Linked DNA regions of Homo sapiens: region 1 is linked to region 2. A link is an interaction called in ENCODE POLR2A ChIA-PET data of the cell type or tissue named here. Cell type or tissue: A673. All regions are shown on one strand. Links, peaks and the distances in the headings refer to the core of each region. The heading gives the core; the rest is flanking DNA.

Evidence for each region. Peaks named below come from ENCODE experiments on the same cell type or tissue, not always from the same donor. Only the 100,000 strongest peaks of a DNase experiment are listed, where the experiment ranks them.
Region 1: POLR2A ChIA-PET joins it to region 2 with 5 read pairs; 2 of 35 experiments call an interaction of 5 or more read pairs at or near these places.

What each region holds. Positions count from the first base shown.
Region 1 is chr10:26,665,155-26,677,826 of GRCh38, reverse strand. It overlaps the pseudogene SELENOOLP. Among named protein-coding and RNA genes, the nearest start is that of PDSS1, 26 kb to the left of the region's middle. In A673, for the core only: no CTCF peak of the experiment used is centred there; DNase peaks (open chromatin) are centred at 1,716, 2,036 and 2,486; H3K4me3 peaks cover 6,374 bases; H3K27ac peaks cover 7,868 bases.
Region 2 is chr10:27,009,467-27,022,138 of GRCh38, reverse strand. It overlaps ANKRD26 (ankyrin repeat domain containing 26), which reads left to right. Exons shown (of 34, transcript NM_014915.3): 30 at 4,347-4,637; 31 at 7,428-7,645; 32 at 9,029-9,257. Among named protein-coding and RNA genes, the nearest start is that of FAM238C, 74 kb to the right of the region's middle. In A673, for the core only: no CTCF peak of the experiment used is centred there; no DNase peak of the experiment used is centred there.

The DNA.
Region 1 (12,672 bases), core at 1,692-9,691, 340 kb after region 2:
TGAATCTTTGCATAACTGTTAGTGCAGTTTTTATTTTACTCCAACAGATGATTGATATTCATTTGCATGTAACATATCACCGTGCCTCTTTATCTTCCGCCTGAGCCATATTCTCCAGGCTAGCTTTTATCAGTAGTAAGATGATATTTTAATCTCTGTCTATCTACTGCATGGTCTCTTATTCTGAATTTGGACTGAAGAGAAAAAGGAACATGGTTGCCTTTATTATGCAGCAATAAATAATAAATAGAAAAATTTGCAATGTTTATAATTGCTCAAATTGAAATATCATAGGTATGTATATGAATAAGTGTGAATGATATTCTGAGTACATTAGCATTATATCAAATGTTAAATATTGATTGATTCTACTACTAGACATTGAGCTCCTGGAGGCCAGGGACCACATTTTAATCATTTCTGTGTCTCTAATGTATTTGCTAGAAGACAAAATATATTTCTCTTCCTACCTTTCCTCTCCTCCAACTCCTCCAATCTAAAATTGAGCCTGTTTTCAGTACAGCAGTACAACAAGATTCCGGATGGAAGTCAAGGCATAGAGTGATTTGATTAACCCTGGTAGCAAAAATATTGTTTCAGTACAGATAAAAATTTTACATTCCATCTGTGATTTTCTTAATTTAAAAATATATTGGTACTACAGTCACATAGTTCAAAATCAAAGTGATATAAAATGATATTCATTAAGCCATCTTGCTCCTACCCTTGTCTCCATCACTTTTGTACCTGCTTCTCCCTGCAGAGTTAATTCATTCAACAAATATTTATTGAGTACTTAGGTGCTCAGTGTGTGCCAGACACTGTTCTAAGTGCTAAGGGCACAGTGAAGAAAAAAAAAAACAGGAAAAATAATTGATTCTGCATGATGCTTACTTCTGGTAGGAGAGACAAGTTAACAAAACAAATAAGTTATATCGAGTATTAGGAGATAAGTGCTACAGAGGGAAAGAAAACAGGTGTGCACCTCCATGGCTGCCTAATTTTTTTAAAAATTTTTTGTAGAGATGAGGTCTTGCTATGCTGCCCAGCCTGGCCTCAAACTCCTGGGATCCAGCGATCCTCCCCGCTTTGCCTCCAAAGTACTGAGATTACAGGCATGAGCCATGTGCCCAGCCAAGATTTTTTTTTTTCTTTTGAGGCAAGGTCTGGCTCTGTTGCCCAGACTGGAGTGTAGCAGGTCACTGCAACCTCCACCTCCTAGGCTCAAGGGATCCTCCCACTTCAGCCTCCTGAGTAGCTGGGACTACGGGTGCATGCCACCACGCCTGGCTTAGTTTTGAATTTTGTTTTGTAGAAACAGGGTTTTGCCACATTACCCAGGCTGGTCTCAAATCCTGGGCTCAAGAGATCCAGCCACCTTGGCCTCCCAACGTGCTGGGATTACAGGCGAGAGCCACCACACTGGGCCAAGATGTTTTTTGGTTAATAAAAAAGAAGGTTTGGTATTGCCTAAAAAACTAAACACAGTGGTATTTTATACATTGTTTAGTCAAACAGTATTTTCTGTCTTCCTTTCAAACCAATGTGATTTTTTAATGTGTTTTTCTCATTATTTGTCTTGTGAAAGAATTCCCTCCTATTTGAAGAAAAGATATAGTTTGAGGAGACAAGTAGTTAATTTTGTCTTTTGTTTTATTCAGTGTTAGTAACATGAATGACTCAGATTCTGAAGGAAGAAAAAGAATGACAAGTAAGTAATCCTTTTGATGTTCTCAACTTTAAGGATTATCACATAAAAGCAATGGTTTTTGAAAACCAAAAGCGATGACTTATGGTTTTGAGGCTGAGTTGCTTTGTTTTAAACTAGGATTTTCCTTCCTTCCTTCCTTCCTTCCTTCCTTCCTTCCTTCCTTCCTTCCTTCCTTCCCTCCCTCCCTCCCTCCTTCCTTCCTTCCCTTCCTCCCTCCCTCCTTCCCTTCTTTCTCTCTCTCTCTCTCTTTCTTTCTTGAGACGGAGTCTTGCTCTGTCGCCCAGGCTGGAGTGCAGTGACGTGTTCTTGGCTCACTGCAAGCTCCGCCTCCCGTGTTCACGGCATTCTCCTGCTTCAGCCTCTGGAGTAGCCGTGACTACAGGCACCCGCCACCGCGCCCGGCCTTAACTAGGATTTTCTAGGTGGGTATATTTTAGTTGAGTTAAACTTTCTAATTTTAGCCAATGGCTTTAAGCTTGGAGTATGACTACTCTGCTTTCAGTAAATTTGCATAGTAATGTTAAAATACTATTAACTTAAAAGATGGTGGACCGAGAAGGAAGGTGGTGTGGCATATGGTGGAAAGAACATGGGTTTTGGAATCTGGCGGAAAATCTCACCTCTGCCAGTTTTTAGCTGTATGATCTGAAAGATATTTAACTCTCTGAATCTTCAAGTGCTTCGCTGTAGTAAAATGGGGATGTTTTGCAAGCATCTTATTTATTTATATATTTTTTTGAGACAGAGTTTCGCTCTTGTCACCCAGCCTGGAGTGCAATGGCGGGATGTTGGCTCACTGCAAACTCCGCCTCCCGGGCTCAATCGATTCTCCTGCCTCAGCTTCCTGAGTAGCTGGGATTACAGGCGCTTGCCACCAAGCCTGTCTAATTTTTGTATTATTATTAGAGATGGGGTTTCACCATGTTGGCTAGGCTGGTCTCAAACTGCTGACCTCAGGTGATCTGCCCGCCTCGGCCTCCCAAATTGCTGGGATTACAGGCATGAGCCACTGCGCCCGGCCTTGCAAGGATCTTATAATGTGAGCAATGTATGTACAAAGCATCTTGTTATAGCCTGGGCCATAATGCTCATACAGTAAATTAGAGCTGTAGAAATCAATCACTGGGCCGTAATACTCATACAGTAAATTAAAGCTGTAAAAATCAATCACTTCTATGTATTGATTTTCTTTTCCTTTTTTTTTTTTTTTTTGTTTTTTGAGAGAGTTTCACTCTGTTTTCCAGGTTGGAGTGCAGTGGTGAAATCACTTCACTGGGAGGGCCTTGACCTCCCAGGCCCAAGTGATCCTCTCATCTCAGCCTCTTGAGTAGCTGGGACTACAGGCATGTGCCACTATGCCTGGCTAATTTTTTTGTACTTTTAGTAGAGATGAGGTCTCACTATGTTGCCCAGGCTGGCCTCGAATTCCTAAGCTCAAGCCGTTCTTCTACTTCCATCTCCAAAATGTTGGGATTGCGAGTGTGAGCCACTATACCTAGCCTTAATTTTCAGTTTACTGTGTTGACTTCACACTTGGCTTGGAGAAGGGAAAAAACAGGGCTGGGCGTGGTGGCTCATGCCTATAATCCCAGCAATTTGGAGCCTGAGGCGGGAGGATTGCTTGAGCGCAGGGGTTCAAGACTAGCCTGGGCAACATGGGGGATGCCTCTCTCTATAAAAAATTTAAAAATTAGTTGGGAGTCGTGTCACGTGCCTGTAGTTCCAGCTACTCGGGAGGCTGAGGTGGGAAGATCACTTGGGCCTGGGAGGTCGAGGCTGCAGTGAACCATGATTGTGCCAGTGCACTCCAGTGTGGGCGACAGAGTGAGACCCTGTCTCCAAACAAAGAAACAAACAAACAAAAACAACAAAAAAGGAAGGTAATTCTTTTTGCAGTTCAGGTTCTAGCAAGATCAAAGAAGTTAAGGCAGAAGGATCTGAGCCTTTGAGTGCTTCTGCCTTAGGACTTGTATAGAGAGTATGTGTGTGTATCGGGGTGGCTGGTTTCTGTCCATGAAAGAAGGATGACACTAACATTCCACATTAGGTTAGGGAATGAAATTGCTTCTTGAACTCGGGACATTATTGTAGACATAAAAGCAAGTTTAGTTCTTACAGTGAAGTGGGTGAGCTCTTTGGCGTTCATTTCCTTGCCAGCCATTTATGCCCGTTTGGGCAATCATACAGAACTTCCAGGCCAGCTCAGAATGTGAATAGTCCCAGCAGCTGAGAGAAAGAAGTCTAAAATATTTTTAAATGCCATGTGGTGGCAGTCCTTAGTATTTGGATTTACTTGGTTAGGATAGATTGGATGAAATGGCAAAATGAAAGAAATGAAGTGGGTTCATGGCTGCAGCTTTGCTTCTGTGATTTTAGAGAAATAGTAAATGCTAAACTATGTGCTCTCAAAGAAGGGAAGAAATCAATTTCCATGAAGAACAATGGTATAATAAGAGTTTATAATGATAGTTCATTTACTTTTTAAACGTACACTTCCATATATTCTTATATATTTAATTGATCTGTAAATGGAAATATATAAAATATTGATTGCACATGTTTATGTAACAATGTATAGCCGGGATGTGGAGTTAAAGAATTATACAGACATGAAGAAATAAACATCTAAGCAGGAGACAGCTGAGTAAAGTCTGATCCTCGTTTCCCTCATGGAATCTTTTTATTTCCGTGTAGCTCCTTTCTCTGGAGCAACCAGCTGTGCTGGTCCAGAGTTAGACCAGCTATGCTTGAGTTCTGGTTGACCAAACATTTCCTAGATGACAGTAAGCCTGTCACTTGATGCCCCACTTCTTTCTTTCTCTCTGGTGTGTAATTTTTAACAGCTTTATTGACATATAATTTACACACCATAAAGTTCATTCAAGTATAGAATTTTTTTTTACTAAAGAAATTGTGCAATCACGGAAGTCCAATTTTAAAACATTTTTATCCACTTAACCTGTCCTAACTTTTATGCCCTCATTAATACTATACAGTGCATATGTATAATGGGTTGTTGCACAGACTCAATAAGATAGTGGTTGGCTGGCTCGCGCCTGTAATTCCAGCACTTTGGGAGGCTGAGGGGAGTGGATCACCAGGTCAGGAGTTTGAGACAAGCCTGACCAATGTGGTGAAACCCTGTCTCTACTAAAAATACAAAAATTAGCTGGGCGTGGTGGTGCGCGCCTGTAATCCCAGCTACTCAGGAGGTTGAGGCAGGAGAATCACTTGAACCCAGGAGGTGGAGGTTGCAGTGAGCTGAGACTGTGCCACTGCACTCCAGCCTGGGCAACAGAGCGAGACTCCATCTCAAAAAAATAAAAAAATAAAAAAAGATAGTGGTTGGCACATAGTAAGTACTCTATAAATACCAGCTATTGTATTATTATGGAGTGCATTAAATATCCTTGTCATATTGCAAACACTGGGATGGATATGTTTTTTAGAAACCAGAAGATTAAAATATATATATATATATTTATATACATACAACATACATATATATACCATATTTATATTTATTTACATAAAACTATATATATGTTTTACATAGTTCCAAAACATGTTTTAAAAACTCAGGAGTAGATTGGGGAAGATTTGCTATTAAAAATTTTTAGAAATGCTCTAGTTGCAAGCAATGGGAACATCAAAGATGAGTGTTTTACAGGTCTTAGAAATATTTTTTAAATGCTCAATATTTATTATTCTTACACCTCCAAATAACTCTAAGGAAGATCATAAACCACCAGTAGGCATTGGTCATTTCTTTTTCATGCTACACAGTGCCCATCCCAGAATAGTTAAAACTACATTTAAGAAATGCATCACGGCCGGGCATGGTGGCTCACGCCTGTAATCCCAGCAGTTTGGGAGGCTGAGGCAGGCGGATCAGCTGAGGTCAGGAGTTTGAGACCAGCCTGGTCAACATGGTGAAACCCCATCTCTACTAACAATAAAAAAATTAGCTGGGCTTGGTGGCAGGTGTCTGTAATCCCGGCTACTTGGGAGGCTGAGGCAGGAGAATTGCTTGAACCCGGGAGGTGGAGGTTTCAGTGAGCCGAGATCACGTCATTGCACCCAGCCTGGGCCACAAGAGTGAAACTTCATCTCAAAAAAAAAAGAAGAAGAAGAAGTAATGCATTTGATTTACTATGATACTCGGGACAGGCATTGTTGATTTTGTATTTCAAGAAGATGATGTTTTGTATGGTGTTTAGCTCTGTAACTATAAAGATTGATAGGGAAGTAGTCATTTCTATCGTTTCCTTTTCTTCTTCTTTTTTTTTTTTTGAGATGGAGCCTCGCCCTGTTTCCCAGGTTGGAGTGCAATGGTGGGATCTTGGCTCACTGCAACCTCCACCTGGTGGGTTCAAATGATTCTCCTGCCTCAGCCTCCCAAGTAGCTTGGATTACAGGCACCCATCACCACGCCCAGCTATTTTTTGTATTTTTAGTAGAGACGGGGTTTCTCCATGTTGGCCAGGCTGGTCTGGAACTCCCGATCTCGTGATCTGCCCGCCTTGGCCTCCCAAAGTGCTGGGATTACAGGCATGAGCCACTGTGCCTGGCCTACATTTCTATAGTTTCTTTGGAAAGAATAAGATCATCAGGCTCCTATGAGAAAACAGCTGATGTCCCAAAATGAAATATTTCCATGTATTTAAGTATGTTACCCTAGGTAGCTCTAGCATTGTGTGATTGGGTTCATATTGCAAAGGAGAATTTTTTAAGCCCTGAAATATCTGTATCTGCAATAAAATTAGGTTGGCTGTAATTCTTTTCCCAGCACTAAATTGAGTTATTTAGCAAACACATACCAAGTCCCTATTATGTGTATCTTTGCATAGTCAAATTGTTAAAGCTAAAGCCACAAAGATGAATTTGATTCCCACCATTAAAAAGCCTGTGATCAGGCCAGGTGCAGTGGCTCATGCCTGTAATCCCAGCACTTTGGGAGGCCAAGGCGGGAGGACACCTGAGGTCAGCAGCTGGAGACCAGCCTTACCAACATGGCGAAACCCTGCATCTACTGAAAATACAAAAATTAGCTGAGCTTGGTAGCGCGCACCTGTAGTCCCAGCTACTTAGGAGGCTGAGGCAGAAGAATCACTTGAACCCAGAAGGCGGAGGTTGCAGTGAGCCAAGATTACGCCACTGCACTCCAGCCTGGGCAAGAGAGAGAGACTCAGTCTCAAAAAAAAAAAAAAAAAAAAAGCCTATGATCAACTGGGCAAGGTGGCTCATGCCTGTAATTTCAGCACTTTGGGAGGCCGAGGCAGGCGGATCACATGAGGCCAGGAGTTTGAGACCAGCCTGGCCAACATGCCGAAATTCCATCTCTACTAAAAATACAAAAAAATTAGCTGGTCATGGTGGCACACACCTGTAATCCCAGCTACTAGGGAGGCTGAGGCACGAGAATCTCTTGAACCCAGGAGGTGGAGGTTGCAATGAGCCGAGGTCATGCCATTGCAATTCAATCTGACTGAGGGAGTGAGACTCTGTCTCAAAAAAAATTTTTTTTTCATTAATAAAGCCTATGACCTAGTGCATCAGTGATTAACATATTATGTGGAACTTTGGTTGAACTTTTGTTTGGACATAGTCTTCCTTAACCACTGCTTAAAATTTTATTGCCAAAAGACATACAAACAGAAAATTTCGAACTGGATAAAAATGTACAGAATTAGATAATGCCTCAAAGAATCTTATATACAGACCTAGAATGTGCTGATTTCCAAGTAGTTTATATTTTTACAATTTGATTCAAAGTGCTTAGACTTACACCTGCAATTCCTAATGTATTTCAACAGTATTTTATTGCCAAGTTTTTATATAGCGTTTGTCAAATTTGCCACAATTTTTAACTGGATGACTCTGTTCTTCTCTGCCTAAGTTGAGTCCATCCACAGTTTCCTTTGCATGTCTGTCACCCATTTGTATGCATTTGTATGAAGACTCTTTATATTTTTGTGTGTGTATACATTTTTATTTTAAAGGTGTTTGGTATGAATTTTTTTTTTTTTTTTTCTGAGACAGAGTCATACACTGTTGCCCAGGCTGGAGTGCAGTGGCGCGATCTTGGCTCACTGCAACCTCTGCCTCCTGGGCTCAAGCAATTCTCCTGTCTCCTCCTGAAGAGCTGGGATTACAGGCTCGTGCCACCATGCCCAGCTAATTTTTTTATTTTTAGTAGAGACAGGGTTTCTCCATGTTGGCCAGGCTGTTCTTGAACTCTCGACCTCAGGTTATCCGCCTGCCTCGGCCTCCCAAAGTGCTGGGATTACAGGCATGAGCCACTGCCCCTGGCCTGTATGAATTTTTTTAACTTGAAATATGCAAACATGGAAAGAATTTTAAAAGATCCCTCTTATTCCCATCACCCAAACACAATGACTATTCACTTTTTGATTCACTTTTGAGTAGACTTAAACCTCTATTTTCTGTGTCTATTGATTAGGGGAAAATGTAGTAGGATAATAATTATACTATGGTATACTTTTAGATTCTTCTTCTTTTCTTTTCTTCTTTCTTCCTTCCTTCCTTCCTTCCTTTCTCTCTCTCTCTCTTTCTTTCTTTCTTTTTTTTTTTTTTCAGAGACTCTCCGTTTCCCGGGCTGGAATGCAGTGGCATGATCATGGCTCACTGCAGCCTTGACCTCCTGGTCTCAAGCAATCCTTCGACCTTAGCCTCCCAAGTAGCTGGGACTATAGACAGGCATCACCGTGCCCAGCTACTTAAAAAAATTTTTTTTGCAGAGATGGGGTCGCACTATGTTGCCCAGTCTGGTCTTGAACTCCTGGGCTCAAGCAGTCCTCCTGCCTTGGTTTCCCAAAGTGCTGAGATTATAGGCATGAGCCACCAGGCCTGGCCAGATTATTTTTTCACTAAAAATAAGCCAGGTGCCGTGGCTCACTTGAGGTCAGGAGTTTGAGACCAGCCTGGCCAACATGGTGAAACCCCATCTCTGTGAAAAATACAAAAATTAGCCCGGCGTGGTGGTGCACATCTGTAATCCTAGCTACTCAGGAGGCTAAGGGACCAGAATCGCTTGAACCTGGGAGGAGGAGGTTGTAGTGAGCCAAGATTGTGCCACTGCACTCCAGCCTGAGTCACAGAGTGAGAAGCCATGTCAAAAAAAAAAAAAAGCGTTTTTTATTGCTACTTCATTCTTTTTTTTTTTTTTTTTTTGAGACAGAGTCTCGCTCTGTTGCCCAGGCTGGAGTGCAATGGTGCAATCTCAGCTCACCACAACCTCCGCCTCTCGGGTTCAAGTGATTCTCCTGCCTCAGCTTCCCGAGTAGCTGGGATTACAGGGTCCTGCCACCATGCCCGGCTAATTTTTGTATTTTTGTTAGCGACAGGGTTTCACCATGCTGTCCAGGCTGGTCTCGAACTCCCGACCTCAGGCGATCCGCCCGCCTCGGCCTCCCAAAGTGCTGGGATTACAGGCCTGAGCCACCATGCCCCCAGCCTCTTCATTCTTTATAATGTAACATTTTTAATGGCTGTATAATATTTATTTGAAAGTATACGTTTTACTTATTAAGTATCCATTTGTTTCTAGTTTTACCTTAATTTAAATAATGCTTTTTAATGTTTACATTTGTTTCCTTAGACTATGTTCCAGGAGAAGTAGAATTACTGCATCACAGGGCACTTCATTTTTAGATTACGTATCATGGCGGCAGACCTTCAATACCAAGGTGAGATGGAATATGTAGTCCATTCAAGTAATGGGAACTTCAGATGAGAGTCATGTAACTGGGGTCCGCAGTCCTCTCAGAATTTCTGTTGTACCATTCAGGACAGCATCTCCCCTCCCTGACCAGTTGATAAATCATCTTGCAAAAGGCTCATCTCAAATGAAGATGTAATTCCTGGAATTTTTTAAAATATGTCGTTTTTATAAGATTTTTAATAGGAAAAAATATATGGTTATTGTCAAAAATACAAATTTATAAAGGTTTTTAATTGCATGAGACCTTTCCTGTTTGCTCTCAGGCAGCATCAGCATTAAGCAGTTCTACTGCGTCAGACCTTAATTCTGTGCCTTAAAAGCAGCAACTGTTTTGTTTTGTTTCCTCCTCTCCACTTAGGCTGCAGGGCCCAATTCAGATGAATTAACTACATTGGCTTTATAAAATGCTTACTGAACTGAAAATGATGAAAGAAAAAACAAATTAGTGATGAAAGAAAAGAAAAATAAAACATAACATTCATGAAAATGCTCACAAAAGGTTTTTTCTGCACCAAAAGTTAATAAATGCTGTACATTGTTTATAAATAATTAAAATGGACTGATAGTGATAACGTGTTCTCTTTTGACCCTTCCAGCAAACTTCTTAAAGGTTTTCAAATATAGTGGTGATTTCATATGGCCTGTGTTGACTTCATTTATAGTTGTTGTTTGTAATTTATTAATTTGCTGTTTCCAGATGTGCTCTCTCCCGCCCCTTGTTTAAGCTGTTAACCCTAGGTATGTGCTGAGGAACTGGATGGCAGAATCTGCAGTGCAGAAAGCAGAAAGGAATGATTTCTCAGACCTAAGATGGTTGACTTCTCTCAGTTCATTTTTATTAATTAAAAATCTATTATATTTTGAAGACGCTTGTTTGCAGACATGCTAAATTATACCATTGCCAACACCAGCTTCCTAGATTTCTCCCTGCTTGGTCTCTCTTTGGTTTATCAGTTGAATTATTTTCTCATATTTTCTATTTATGCTTTATAAACATTTTTAAATATTTGTTTTAAAACACACACATATACATTATTTAACCCTTCAAGGGTCTGATTCTGCTGTTTATTGTTTGTGTTTTGGAATTGTGGATTTTAGTCTCTGTTTGAAATCTAGTGAAATGGAATTTGAGGGTATATGTCTCCAGAGGGCAGTAGCATTTGCTCCTTTCAGGCATGGATCCATGGTACTACCAACCTGGGTCCACTTTAATCCTGACAGCAATGAAGACGAATAAACTAGAGCTACATGTATTAGCATCAATGACTCTCACAATTAAAATGAAAATTTTTAGACATGGGGTCTCACTCTGTCACCCAGAGTGGAGGGCAGTGGCATAATCATAGCTCACTGCAGCCTCCACCTCCCAGGCTCAAGCGATCCTCCCCCATCAGCCTCTCAGAGACTACAGGCGAGCACCATCATACCTGGCTAATGTTTTTATTTATTGCAGAGACAGAGTCTCACTATGTTGCCCAGGTTGGTCTAGAACTCTCAGGCTCAAGGGATCCTCCTGCCTTGGCCTCCCAAAGTGCTGGGATTACAGGCGAAGCTACTGTGCCCAGCCAAATCTCACTTATAATGTTAAGCAAAACAAGCAAATGGCAAAGGAATTCACACAATGTGTTACTACTTGAATATAGTATAAAAATAAGCAGAATCCTATCAATATCATACAATATGGCTTCAACAGTATTGAAAGTATTTTATTGCTGAAGTTGAATGGAGGATACACAGGTGTCCATAATGTTATTCTGTATATGTTTTCTGCCTCAAATATTTCATCATTAGCTGTTTAAAAATGCATTGCACGTTATGTATTTTTTACAACAGGAATGGCCCTGGCTCTCATGCTGCCACTCTCCTGTCCCATGCCCGGAGGGTACGTTATTGATAGTCATGACCCTCTTTCTGTCTCAAACCGGTCATAGCCTCAGAACCATTCTCATCACAGCATGCCCTGACATCATCAGCCACTGATCAGAGTTGGCATGAGAGAGAAACCATTTTGCTCTTTCTAATTTGGAGCTTGTATTAGCTTTTTATCTCAGTAGTTTAATTAGCCTGACAATTCTAGGTTTTCATTTCAGAAAACATAATATTTTTAAATAGAATCTTTTTATGATATGAAGGAGAAACAAAGAGAAGGGAGATCCCTCAACATTTATCATTAGATAAATTTGTCTCCACAGGGGAAACTACACGGTGTTCAGTAAGCTGTTTTGTTGGCCTGTGTCTCCTTTCTTCTATATCTTTTATTCCCCCCCTTCTTTCCATCCCTTCCTCAAAATTATATATGAGTAATGAGGCAGCGCCCCTGGGGCAGGGTGGGTGGAGGTGTTTTCTTAGGGTCCAGTAAACATTCAGATTCAAACGACTATCACAGGCCACACACCTGGCCCCAGCCAGCTGAGAGAGACAGAGCACAGGAACAAAGCTTCCGGACAGGGCAGCACCAGGTTCTCCGTGTGCAGGGGAACTTGGAGCAGTCCACACCAGCAGTAAGGCACAGCAGCTTCACTCAGGTGCAAGGATCTGAGAGTCCCACTGTGACCGTGCAGGGCAGCCCTGTCTTAGAAGCTTCAGGCTCTGCAGAAAGCAGTGTCTCTTGTAAGAACTCCATAGGCATAATTTCCAGATCCTCACAAGAGACCTGCCTCATGGTAGGAGTCACCATGCTTAGGAAGGCCCAACGCATCCTATCAGGTATTTGCAGTTCTTCCAGTCCAGAAGTTACTTGTCCTTTGTGGGCAATGCTGTATGGTGATAGAGTTGACCTACCGCCTTATCAGGATACCAGGGAAACAGAACCAGAAAGGTAACTAAATGTCAACTTCTCATGCAGGAGAAGAACAACATTTTGTCAAACCTTTCTACATGCAATCCTTTACACATGGAACTGGTATTTATCTTCTTTCCTCAAACATTTCTTGAGAATCCATTCAATGCAAGTTGCTGATTAATTAGAGGGGCTCTTAAACTAGTAGGTAGGTGAGACCAATAGGTATACAGCCAACTTTAAAAAAAAGAAGTGTATAGAAAGTACCCAGGGAGAAGTGCTAAGATTGGCTCCAAAGCCCTGTATTTATGATGATGCAATCTTCATATTTAAAATACTAGTGACACAATAATATGTTCTACTTGAACTCCCACCTTTAATTTCTTAGTATAGATAATCACCCACCTTTTCTATGATAGCTAAGCATTTCCTTCGTAA
Region 2 (12,672 bases), core at 3,159-11,158:
TGGCTTCTAGCTCTGGACATAGGAACAGACAAAGATTTCATGGCCAAGACACCAAAAGCAATTGCAACAAAAGCAAAAATTGATAGAATCTAATTAAACTAAAGAGCTTCTACAGAGCAAAGGAAGTATCAACAGAGTAAACAGACAACCTACAGAATGGGAGAAAATTTTTGCAAACTATGCATCTAACAAAGGTCTTATATCCGGCATCTATAAGGAACTTACACAAATTTACAAGGAAAAAACAACCCCATTAAAAAGTGGGCAAAGGAGATGAATAGACATTTCTCAAAAGAAGACATACATGCAACCCAACAAACATGATAAAAAGCTCAACATCATTGATCATTAGAGAAATGCAAATCAAAACCACAACAAGATACCATCTCATACTAGCCAGAATGGCTATTATTAAAAAGTCAAAAAAATAACAAACTATTCATCTGACAAGGGACTAATATCCAGAATATACAAGGAACTCAACTCGACAGCAAAAAGAATATTCTAATTCAAAAGTAGGCAAAAAATCTGAAACAGACATTTCTCATAAGAAGACATACGAATGACCAAAAGGTATACGGAAAAAATGCTCAACATCACTAATCATCAGGGAAGTGCACATCAAAACCACCAAGTGATATGATCTTATTCCAGTTAGAATCGCTACTATCAAAAGACAAAAAATAACAAATGCCAGCAAGGCTGCAGAGAACAGGGAACTCTTAGACATTGTTGGTGGGAATGTAAAGTAGTACAGCCATTATAAAAAACAATGTGGAGTTTCTTCAGAAAACTAAAAATAGAACTGCCATATGATGTAGTCGTTCTACTACCAGGTATTTATCCAGGAGAAAGGAAATCAGCATATCAAAGGGATATCTGCATTCCCATGTTTATTGCAGTACTATTCACAATAGCTAAGATGTGGAATCAACCTAAATGTCCATAGACAATGGAAAAGAAAATATGGTGTATACAGATACATAAAGGTGAAAACAACAGACGCTGAGGTTTCCAAGAATGCAGGATCTGTGCCAAGAAATGTGTTCAGAATCTGGGTGACAGGATCAACAGAAGTCCAAACCTCGGCATTTTGCAGTATAGTAACAAGCCTGCATATGTACCCTTTCAATCTAAAATAAAAATGGAATTTTTTTTTTTAAAGGAAAAGATTTGGTGGCTGGGTACGGTGGCTCATGCCTGTAATTCCAGCATTTTGGAAGCCAAGGTAGGCTGATCACCTGAAGTCAGGAGTTCCGAGACCAGCCTTGACAAAATGGCAAAACCCCGTCTCCACCAAAAATACAAAAAAATTAGCTGGACATAGCGGCACACGCCTGTAGTCCCAGCTACTCTGGAGGCTGAGGCAGGAGAATTGCTTGAACCCTGGAGGCGGAGGTTGCAGTGAGCCAAGATTGCACCATTGCACTCCAGCCTGGGTGACAAGAGTGAAACTCTGTCTCAAAAAAAAGAAAGATGTGGTGTATATACAGGATGGAATGTTATTCAGCCAAAAGAATGAAATCATGTCAGTAACATTATGTTAAGTGAAATAGGTCAGGCAAGGAAGATAAATATCTAAGGTTCTCACTCGTATGCAAGTGCTAAAAAGAAAACCGAGCTCATGGAAGTACAGAGTAGAATCATGGGTATTAGAGGCTGGGAAAAGCAGGAGGGAGGAGAGGCAGGCAAAGGGGCGGGGAAGGGAGGAGGTGTTGGGTGATGGCTACCAAATTAGAGCTAGCTAGGAGGAATGCATTCCGGTGTTCTATAGCACCACAGGGCGAATACAGTTAAATATAATTTATTGTGTATTTTCAAAAAGCTAAAAAGAGGATTTTGAATGTTCACAAGACAAATAAATGATAAATGTTTGAGGTGATGGATATGCTAATTCGCTTATACATTGTATACATCTATTAAAATATCTCTCTAGCCATAAATATGTACAATGTTGTGTGTCAACTAAAAAGGAGAAAATAATTCATCCCATGATAAAATAGAACATGGGCCAAACTCAGTGACTCATTTCTAATGAATAGAATGTGGTAAAGGTGACAACATGTGACTTCGGCATTAGATTAGAAGAGGCTTCCTATCTCAGACTCCTTGCCGTTGGAACCCAGCCCCGATCTTGTGAGGAAGCTCAGGACACAAAGGCAGCCTAGGAGTTCCAGTCCCTCAGGCTTTGAGCTGTGTCCAGGGAACCTGAGGGGAACAGAGACAAGCTGTCCTGGCCGAGATTTTCCCAAACCACAGATTCCTGAACAGAATAAATGTTGTTTTAAGCCATAAATTTTGGGTACTTTGTTAGGAAGCAATAAGCAGAAAAAATGTATTTTACAAAAAGAGACAATAAGAAACATAACTTACACAGGAAAAATTAGTCTCATTTAAAGTAGAATCTGATAAATGTTGAGATTAATTTATTCATGGCAAACAATGTTAAGCAGATAGCCAGGAGAAAGACGTAAGAGCTATTGAGGAGAAAGTTTTTTCTCCAGATTTAAAGGTCTGGAATCTGAACTCTCCAAAATAAAAACTTCTCAAGAAGACTTTAATAAAACTGAACTGGAAAAATATAAGCAACTCTATCTAGAAGAATTAAAGCTTCTAGATAGAGGGGGACTAGAATCTTCTGGTTTGTGCACTAATGTGTCTGGTTGCTGATGGTGGCCATTGGCTGGAACTTTGGTTGGGGCAGGAACCCTGAGCACCTACTCGAATAGTTTGCAAATAGTGTCTCCCATTCTACAGATTCTCTCTTCACTCTATTAATTATTTCCTTTGCTGTGCAGAAGCTTTTCAGTTTAATATTGTCCCATCTTTATTTTTTATTACTATTTTTTAAAATTTTATTTTATTAATTTCTTTTTTTTAACCCAGGCTGGAGTGCAGTGGCGTGATCTCAGCTCACTGCAAGCTCCGCCTCCTGGGTTCATGCCATTTTCCTGCCTCAGCCTCCCGAGTAGCTGGGACTACAGGTGCCCACCACCATGCCTGTCTAATTTTTTGTATTTTTAGTAGAGATGGGGTTTCACCGTGTTAGCTAGGATGGTCTCAATCTCCTGACCTCGTGATCCACCCGCCTTGTCCTCCCAAAGTGCTGGGATTTACAGGCTCAGTGAGCCACCGCACCTGGCCAGTATTGTCCCATTTTTCTATTTTTGTTTTTTTGCCTACGGTTTTGAAAATAGCCATAAAATCTTTGCCTAGACCAATGTCCTGAAGCAATTTCCCTGTCTCTTCTAGTAGTTTTATAGTTTCAAGGTCTTACTTTTTTACATCTTTATTCAATTTTGAGTTGATTTTAGTATATGGTGTTCGATAGGGGTCTAGTTTCATTCTTCTGCATGTGGATATCCAGTTTTCCCAGCACTATTTATTCAAGAGGATGTCCTTTCCCCAATGTATGTTCTTAGCATCTGTTTAAAATCAGTTGGCTGTAAATACACGAATTTATTTCTAGGTTCTTTATTCTGTGGCCTTAACACCAATAATTATTACCCCTTGGAATGCAAGTCAAATTAGCATAAAACATTTGCAGCTCAGAAAAAGGCTTATGGCATTAGAATCTATATTACAAGATTCATTAATTAGAGTCTTATTTTAAAAGTCTTATTCTGGGAGCCTTTTTTTTTGATGAGGCCTAAATAACTCAATAGGATGTCCGAAAACTTCTTTAGAAATTATAGGGCATGTTGGGGCTGGGAGCAGTGGCTCACACCTGTAATCCCAGCACTTCGGGAGGCTGAGGCAGGCAGATCATGAGGTCAGGAGATTGAGACCATCCTGGCTAACATGGTGAAACCCTGTCTCTACTAAAAATACAAAAAATTAGCCGGGCCTGGTGGTGGGTGCCTGTAGTCCCAGCTACTGAGGAGGCTGAGGCAGGAGAATGGCATGAACCCGGGAGGCAAAGCTTGCAGTGAGTGGAGATCACACCACTGCACTCCAGCCTGGGCGACAGAGCAAGACTAAAAAAAAAAAAAAAAAATTATAGGGCATGTTTATGGGGGAAGTAGTAAGACTTTCTGCTACCCCTTAGAGCCATTTAAGGAGGAAAGACATGAAACAATCATAGAAAAATACAAGTCGAAGATCAAGTGCAAATGTTGTGTGGCAGAGATGATAAAAATAAGGAATATATTTTTGTGACTCCTGGTGGCTTTGACTTTGTTCTTGATTTTCTGGGTAATTTAAGGGTCCACATTTGAAGAATCTTTTATGGTTCAGGTGACATTTTATTGCAACTGAATTTATTTCAAAATTTGTTCTTGGTTTTATGTTAGGCTATTCTCAGGCTACTTCCTTCATTATTACACTATATTATTGTCTTCATTCAGATTGATGATCTTACAGCAGAACTGGAGACTGCAGGTTCAAAATGTCTACATCTGGATACAAAGAACCAAATTCTTCAAGAGGAGTTGTTATCTATGAAAACAGTACAAAAGAAATGTGAAAAACTACAGAAGAATAAAAAGAAGTTGGAACAAGAAGTGATCAACCTGAGAAGTCATATAGAAAGGAATATGGTAGAACTTGGTCAAGTCAAACAGTATAAACAGGAGATTGAAGAAAGAGCAAGACAGGAAATAGCAGAAAAATTAAAAGAAGTCAATCTATTTTTACAGGTTAGCTTATGTGTAGTGTGCCTTTGTTCATTTCACTGCAAATTGTATTTTGGATATATACATTATATGTGTTTCCTCTACATCCCTTATAGCAATTTGTTCTGTAGATTTCTAGAAGGATGATGGCATCTGTTTCTCCCTTTAGATATTCCAGTTTCCATCATTATTATAACTAAATTGATGATTTAGAATAATGATTTTCATCAGAGAATTATTTGACTATTAAGACCAGTTGGCATAAAACAAAACCATCAGGAAAAGAAAGTATTGTGATTTAGAAATTATACCATATTCTTGAATTGTTCTTAAATTACATTGCTCACTTTTTAAAATTTTTAATTAATTTTATCTTTAAATTATCAGAGTTCATGAGTACTAATGAAACAATGATTCAAATGTTTATACCTCAGCCTTTGGATAGCTGGGACTACAGGTGCACATCACGATGCCTGGCTAAATTTTTAATTCTTATTTTTGGTAGAAACAGAGTCTTGCTTTGTTGCCCAGGCTGGTCTCGAACTCTTGGCTTCAAGTGATCCTCCTGCTTAGGTCTCCCAAAGTGCTGAGATTACAGGCATGAGCCACCAAACCTGGCTGATAAATATTTTAAACTTCAGCTTTTTTTTCACATATTTAAAATTACTCTCTGAATCACTAACTCAAAAGTAAAGGAAAAAAATACACAATAATTACCCAGGTTTTATATAAATTAAATTTTATTAAGGGATAATTTACAAATAATTAAACACAACCATTTTAACAGTTTGACCCAAGTATATACTTGCTTAACCACCCTCTCAACAGAGAACATTTCCAGAAAGTTCTCTCTTGCCCTTTTGCAGTTAATTCCCCCTACTTCATCCCAGGAAACCACTGGGACTTTAACACAACTTGTGTTGTTTTTGCCTTAAAAAAAAAAAAACAAAGCTGGGCACGGTGGCTCATGCCTGTAATCCCAGCACTTTGGGAAGCCGAGGTGGACGGATCACGAGGTCAGGAGTTCCAGACCAGCCTGGCCAACATAGTGAAAACCCATATCTACTAAAAAATTTAAAAAAATAATCAGCCAGGCGTGGTGGCACATGCCTGTAGTCCCAGTTACTCGGGAGACTGAGGCAGGAGAACTGCTTGAATCTGGGAGGCGGAGGTTGCAGTGAGGCAAGATGGTGAGAGCTAGACTCCGTCTCAAATACAAAACAAAACAAACAAATTAGGCTGGGCATGGTAGCTCACACCTGTAATCCTAGCACTTTGAGGGCTGAGGCGGGAGGACCACTTGAGCCCAGGAGTTCAAGACCAACCTAGGCAACAAAGTGAGACCCCATCTCTACAAAAATTTAAAAAAGTAATTAGCCAGGCATGGTGGTGCATGGCTGTAGTCCCAGGTACTTGGGAGGCTGAGGTGAGAGGATCATGTAAGCCCAGGAGTTTTCAAGGCTGCGGTGAGCTATGATTGTGCCACTGAACTGAAGCATGGGCGACAGACTGAGACCCTGTCTCTAAAATAAACAAAGCCAAAGGAATGTCTTTCCTCTCTTACCCACATGGGTATATGAGTGTGTGAGTGTGTGTGTGTCTGAGTGAGTGATAAAAATCTACTTAATAACATGAGTTTGTGTGTCTATGAGTGATTAAAACTCAATAATTTAACAAATTTGTTTTAGTTGGGATAAAGAGCGATTGAGAACTGCGTGGGACCCCTGTGCTTATGAGAGAGGATGGAGGGTGCAAACTGGTGGAAAGGATGTGAAAATTAACAGAGAAATTTCAACTGGGCCACTTGAAAATATGTAGCCGTTGTGAGAGTAGAAAGTCTTCACTCCTCATTCTCAGCTCTTTCCCTTCCCTCAGGCTAGTGAGAGATAGGAGTCTTGGAACACAATCTACAAGGCCAAGGTGGTAACAATCCATGATAACACAGATTTCTTCACATGGTATTTATGATAGTCTTACAAAGCTCTGCATGTTAGCTCTTAGAGACATGGAATGAGAATAGGAAGAAATCTTAGTGATAAGCCAGTGTAGTTTCCCATTTTACAGATGAAGAGACCTAGGGAAAGGTTAAACAGCAGGGCCCAAGCCATAGAGCTAGTCAGGCTCAGGATCACACTCCACATTCCTTTACTTGTAGTCCAGGTGATTCCATAACCTTATGCTCCAGCAGGTAGAATTACTGTAAGAGATCCAACACCTTGGGCTTTTTTCTCAGCATGTATTGATGCGCACAGCATTTATCCCTAAGAAGCTCTAAGTTCCTGTATCTTACATACAGATGATTGCTTTAATTTACTTTGCCAGGTGTATTCATAAAATGGAATATCACATCAAAATTTTTAAGCATATTCAAGTCTTCCCCATGAATATATTTTAACACAAAAATAATTTTTATAAGATTTTTCATTCGAAAATATCTCCACATTTGTAGTCATTTTCTTTCTTAGGTTTTCCTTATGTTACCAATTATAATTTTTTATTTTCTATATGACATTTCCCCCCATCGTTAGACATCTGGGTTGCCAGTCAGCCTTTATTGTTTTGATTACTTCATCAAGGATGAAAATGCTTCTCTAGTAGAAACTCACTTTCATTTCTTTGGAAGTATTTGGATTCCCTTTTCAATTAGAACCCTGGGATGTCCTCTTATCTCTTTGACCAATGCCTGCTGGCACAGAGATCTTTCTCTTTTTGGAGTTTGGGTTAAAAACAAAACAGCCCTTAGACACCGAGTAGGTGACCATGGTCTTACTCAGGTTATATATTTTTAAAACATATGCTTTTAATTTGTTTTAGGCACAAGCAGCATCTCAAGAAAACTTAGAGCAGTTTAGAGAGAATAATTTTGCTTCAATGAAAAGTCAGATGGAACTCAGAATTAAAGATCTGGAATCTGAACTCTCCAAAATAAAAACTTCTCAAGAAGACTTTAATAAAACCGAACTGGAAAAATATAAGCAACTCTATCTAGAAGAATTAAAAGTTAGAAAATCTTTGTCAAGTAAACTAACCAAGTAAGTCAAAATATAGAATCATAGGAAATAAATTAAGCTCATTAATTTGCCTTGAAAGCATAATTCTTAGGTTCATGAGATTAATGGGAAGTGAAAGCTAAATAGGTAATATAATTTTGGAAAATGTTAGTAAATTAACTTACCTTTAAAATGTGAGTCCAGGACAGTTTATGTCTTTCCTCTGTTTTTTTTTTTTTAATTTTATATGGCTTTTCCGTTAATATTCTTAGGTAGTTAACTGGATCTATGTCTTTCAGCTATGTGCTTTTAAAACTTTGTAATTTAGACATTGATATTGTCATCAGATTGCTTATCAGCATTGCCATAAATATAATTATTAATGAGTTGGGCTGTTTTTTGGAAAATTACAACTTAAACCAGAAGGGTCAAGTATCACTACTACTCTGCACATTCTGGCACTCCATAAATGAACTTTCCTTGATTGTGATATCTGGTATTATCACTACAGGGTGCCATGAGACAAACTACCCTGTATAGTTTTTCTACTACTTAAAGGCATGCTAGTGAAATAGGGAATGATTAACGTAGGGATGAAGGGAAGTATATTTTATAAAGTGGTTAAAAATAACACCTTGGTCAGCCTGAGGGAGTGTGTGGAAAACAGGTCAGGCCCCACCTCTGATGCCTTGGGGACAATGTTAGGAGCTAACTGCCTTTGAGACTCTTTAGTTCTTTTTGATCACCAACTCAGCTATCTTCTTTTCCCCTACAATTTTTTGCTCTGAATTATTCCTTGGGGCCAGATGCCTAATATTTTTCCAGATAATGGGTGAAATAAATGTAAAAGGGTGGTGAAAGCAAATGCTTGCACATGTCTTGAGGAATTTTTTAATCTCTAAACTGGTTTACTAAATACAAGTATTTTTAGCTGGGCTTTTTCCTTTGTTATTAGTTTTATTAATTGTATGTATCAAAACATGATGTTTTTGATATATTTGTACATGGTGAAATGGTTATTATAGTCAAGCAAATTAACATATTTATCATGTCACATATTTACCCTTTAAAGACAAGTATTTTTAATGGCATCCTCAGGAATCTTACCAGTGGAGCATTCCAGAAGGCAGCAGGTGTTACCTGTGAAGTTATACATCATTGGTAGCCATTTTCTTCCCTTCCCTACTTTGCTTGAATTACTTGTTTGTTGGAAACTACCCTAGAAACATATGCACTTCTTTAGAACAGTCTAAAAATTATAATTGCATACAGTAGGCATGGTCTGACACATTTTTCAGTGTTAAAATACTGGTTAATGGGAAATTTCATTTACTCCTATGGTAACTTTTTAAAAATTGCAAGTCTTTTAGGAATCATTTAGGGAAAAGTAAAATACTAAGCATGTGTCTTCTGCAATCTTCACAGAACTAATGAGAGGCTAGCAGAGGTCAACACCAAACTTCTTGTGGAAAAACAGCAGAGCAGATCTTTGTTCACCACTCTCACTACCAGGCCAGTCATGGAGCCACCTTGTGTGGGAAATCTTAATAATAGTTTAGATCTCAACAGAAAACTTATTCCAAGAGAAAACTTAGTGATCTCTACCTCAAATCCACGGGCTTCAAATAATAGCATGGAGAACTACTTGAGCAAGGTTAGTTATGTTGTCTTTTTTCCTTTGGGTTTCAAATTTCTCATGTAATTCTTTTTTTGTTTGTTTTTTTGAGACAGCGTTTTACTCTGTTGTCCAGGCTGGAGTGCAGTGGTGCCATCTTGGCTCACTGCAACCTCTATGTCTAGGTTCAGGCAATTCTTGTGTCTTAGCCTCTCAGATAGCTGGGATTACAGGTGTGTGCCACCACACCCAGCTAATTTTTATATTTCTAGTAGAGACTGGGTTTCACATATTGCCAGGCTGGTCTCAAACTTCTGGTTTCAAATGATCTGCCTGCCTCACCCTCCCGAAGTGCTGGGGTTACAGGTGTGAGCCACCATGCCCAGCCTCAAATTTCTGATATAATTCTTGTTTTTAATTTGGTGAAATACCGAGTTGTTTAATTGACTTATGCTTGATAAGTAAAGGTCATAATTATCTGTGCTAATAAAGTGAGGAAACAGAAATTTTAGTTTTTTTTTTTTTTAGTCCCTAGAGCTCTCATTTTCAAGAGGTACCATTTGTTAACTTTATTCAATAAATGTAACTGAACTGTCACATTTTAAATTTCTTTAAAAGCTGAATTTATTAGAAATGGAATATTATTGCCTATTGCCTGATAGCAAAAGGTATACGTTGAGATACTTTGGCTTTCCTTCTAATGGATTTGAGTTTGGCTGTGGTTGATAGCACTTTGATAGTTTTCTGGCACCATCTCAAGTGTTCCACCCTTAATCATAAGTGAATGAATGATTGGCATCCAAACACTTAACCACATATGGAAATTTATTACTTAAAGAACTCCAAGATAAATACTTCTTATGAATTAAACAAACTCTAACACTGATTAATTTGTATTTTTAAGTTTTGTCATTTTCTTACTTAGGAGTACATTCTTAGTTGCTATTGTTACAGCATTTTTCTCTCAATTTTTGTAAAATGTGTCTATTACTGGGCAATTGCACAGTGGTTTTTAAATAGTTAAAGCAAGCAAATATGTGAATTTAAAAAATGCACTTGTGCCATTACTTGAATGATTGATGTCTAAGATGGCAGTGATATCAAGAGTGTTTAGTAAGTATGATCAAACAATTATTTTCTTCCTACCCAGAATTTCATGTTAAGCTTCACAGGGTCCTCATCTCCCCTGGATCCTAGCTTTACAGTAACAAGGTCCTAGCTAGCCAATATTATGTTCATATTGTTAGCTTAGTTTTGTCTTGCTCTTCTAGAACAATAGAAAACCCATTGAAGAGGAACCTTGCAATCCAGCCTTACGATTTCACTCATAGTACGACTTCATTTCTGGGGATCTCAAGATGAATTCAACAATGACAAGTTTTATCAATTGTAGACTTGGTAGGGAAAAAAAAAATCAACTATGCTTGATCCAGTTTAAGATACTTGTCTAACTTTTGACCATTTTTGACTGGGGGAACAAATTACAAAAGCTGGTTGCAATGGTGAACACTTGTAATCCCAGCTACTTGGGAGGCTGGGGCAGGAGGATTGCTTGAGCCCAAGAGTTTAAGGTTGTAATGTGTTTTTACTGCAACTGTGAATAGCAGCCGCACTCCAGCCTGGGCAGCATAGCAAGACCCTGTCTCTTAAAAAATTACAAGAAGCATAAAACATTTGTTTGAACAAAAATAAATAAATAGCAACTAGTTTTTGTTGTGTATCATTATGAAAATATCCATTTTAATCAGTGCACGTTAGCTTAAGATTTAATGGTATTTTCATGATCTTAATGCAGAGAAAAAAAGTGTAGACTCATGTTAAATGAGACCTCAACCTTGTTTCTTTACCAGGCCTCATGTCCTAACAAATCATAGAAGACCAAGTCTAAGGTTTCTTAGACAGCACTGCAGCCAAGTGGCTTAACAAGGAACAAATCAAATGATTGTTTTAATACATAAATTATAAGATCTATCCAGCTAATTTTTTTCATCATTTTGTTAGCTTAGTTTTGTCTTATTTTTCTGACAATGAGATGATCAGGGTCTAAATGCTTCAGAGTCATGAAATTTTCCTACTGGGTACAAAAAGAAAATGAATGTCAAATACTTGTGTAGGCCGGGTGCAATGGTTCATGCCTATAATCCCAACACTTTGGGAGGCCGAAGCAGGAAGATCACCTGAGCTCAGGAGTTCAAGACCAGGCTGGGAAACATAGTGAGGCATAGTGAGATCTCATTTCTACAAAAAATTAAAAAAAATTAGCTGGGCATGGTGGTGCACGCTTGTAGTCCCAGCTTCTTGGGAGGCTGAGGCAGGAGAATCACTTGAGCTCAGGAGCTCAAGGCTACAGTGAGCTATGATCGTGCTTCTGCACTCCAGCCTGGATGACAGAGTGAGACCCTGTCTCAAAAAATCCAAAACAATAACAAAAAACCTTCTGTAACTTACTAAGCATGATGCAAATATAAAATTTTCTCATTAGTTCCTACCAGAAAACTCAGGTAACAACATTTTATAAGATGATGAAAGAATATGTAGATACGCAATGTAAGGGAAGATTTTTGAGGAAATGTTTTTCCTTAATTGATTTTTTTGGGGAGCAAGGAGGTGTTTATTTTTAGTATTTCTAGATAAGCTGAAAAATATTCCATTGGTATACATGGTTTCTTTGTGGGGCACTGGTTTGCCAAACCATGTTAGATTTAACAAAAGAGATTAAAAAGAACCATTCTGTCAGGTCAAGTGACTTTCATACATTAAAAAAATTTTTTTGAAAGAATAGAACTTTTAAAAAATGGCATGAAACTATATTACATAAAACAGATAGAAGTAGAGCTCTCTGGCTAAAGGACAGGTAGGGGCTCTGAAGCTGTGACTTCCTTATCCCTTAATCCTGCAATATCCTCTGTAGAACCTTAGATTTCTGTGGGACATAGTTTGAAAACTACTGGTTATGAAAGAATCCTTCTAATTAGCCAAAACTTGTTGGTACATTGTTCTTTTATAATTTTCTCCTATTCTTATATTTTAAAATGAAAAAGTATACATGAAGTTGCAGATGTGCTCCCTTTATTAATGTTGGACCTCAGGCTGCCTCCGCCACCTGAAGCATAACCCCCACCTGGAAATAAACAAAGTCCACAGAGAAAGGAGGAGCATTTTTATAAAACGTAGTTTATTTATTTTACTCCATAATAGCTTTCGATTTTGTATTATGCATTAAATTATTAGCGTAAGAGATTAGTAATTTATTAAGCTTTTTAATTTCCTCTAGCAGTGTTCAGTTTCTCCTAAGCTATTGCTCTATACATTTCAAAAACCATCGATGGCACCTTGTCTACCTCAATAGGACAGTTATTAATGTCACCAAGACATTTTTCTCTCCTTTTTTCTTCCATAGTCTGTATCAGGCACTGTGTTAAGTTATTTAACTGGAGACAATAATTTTAAATTT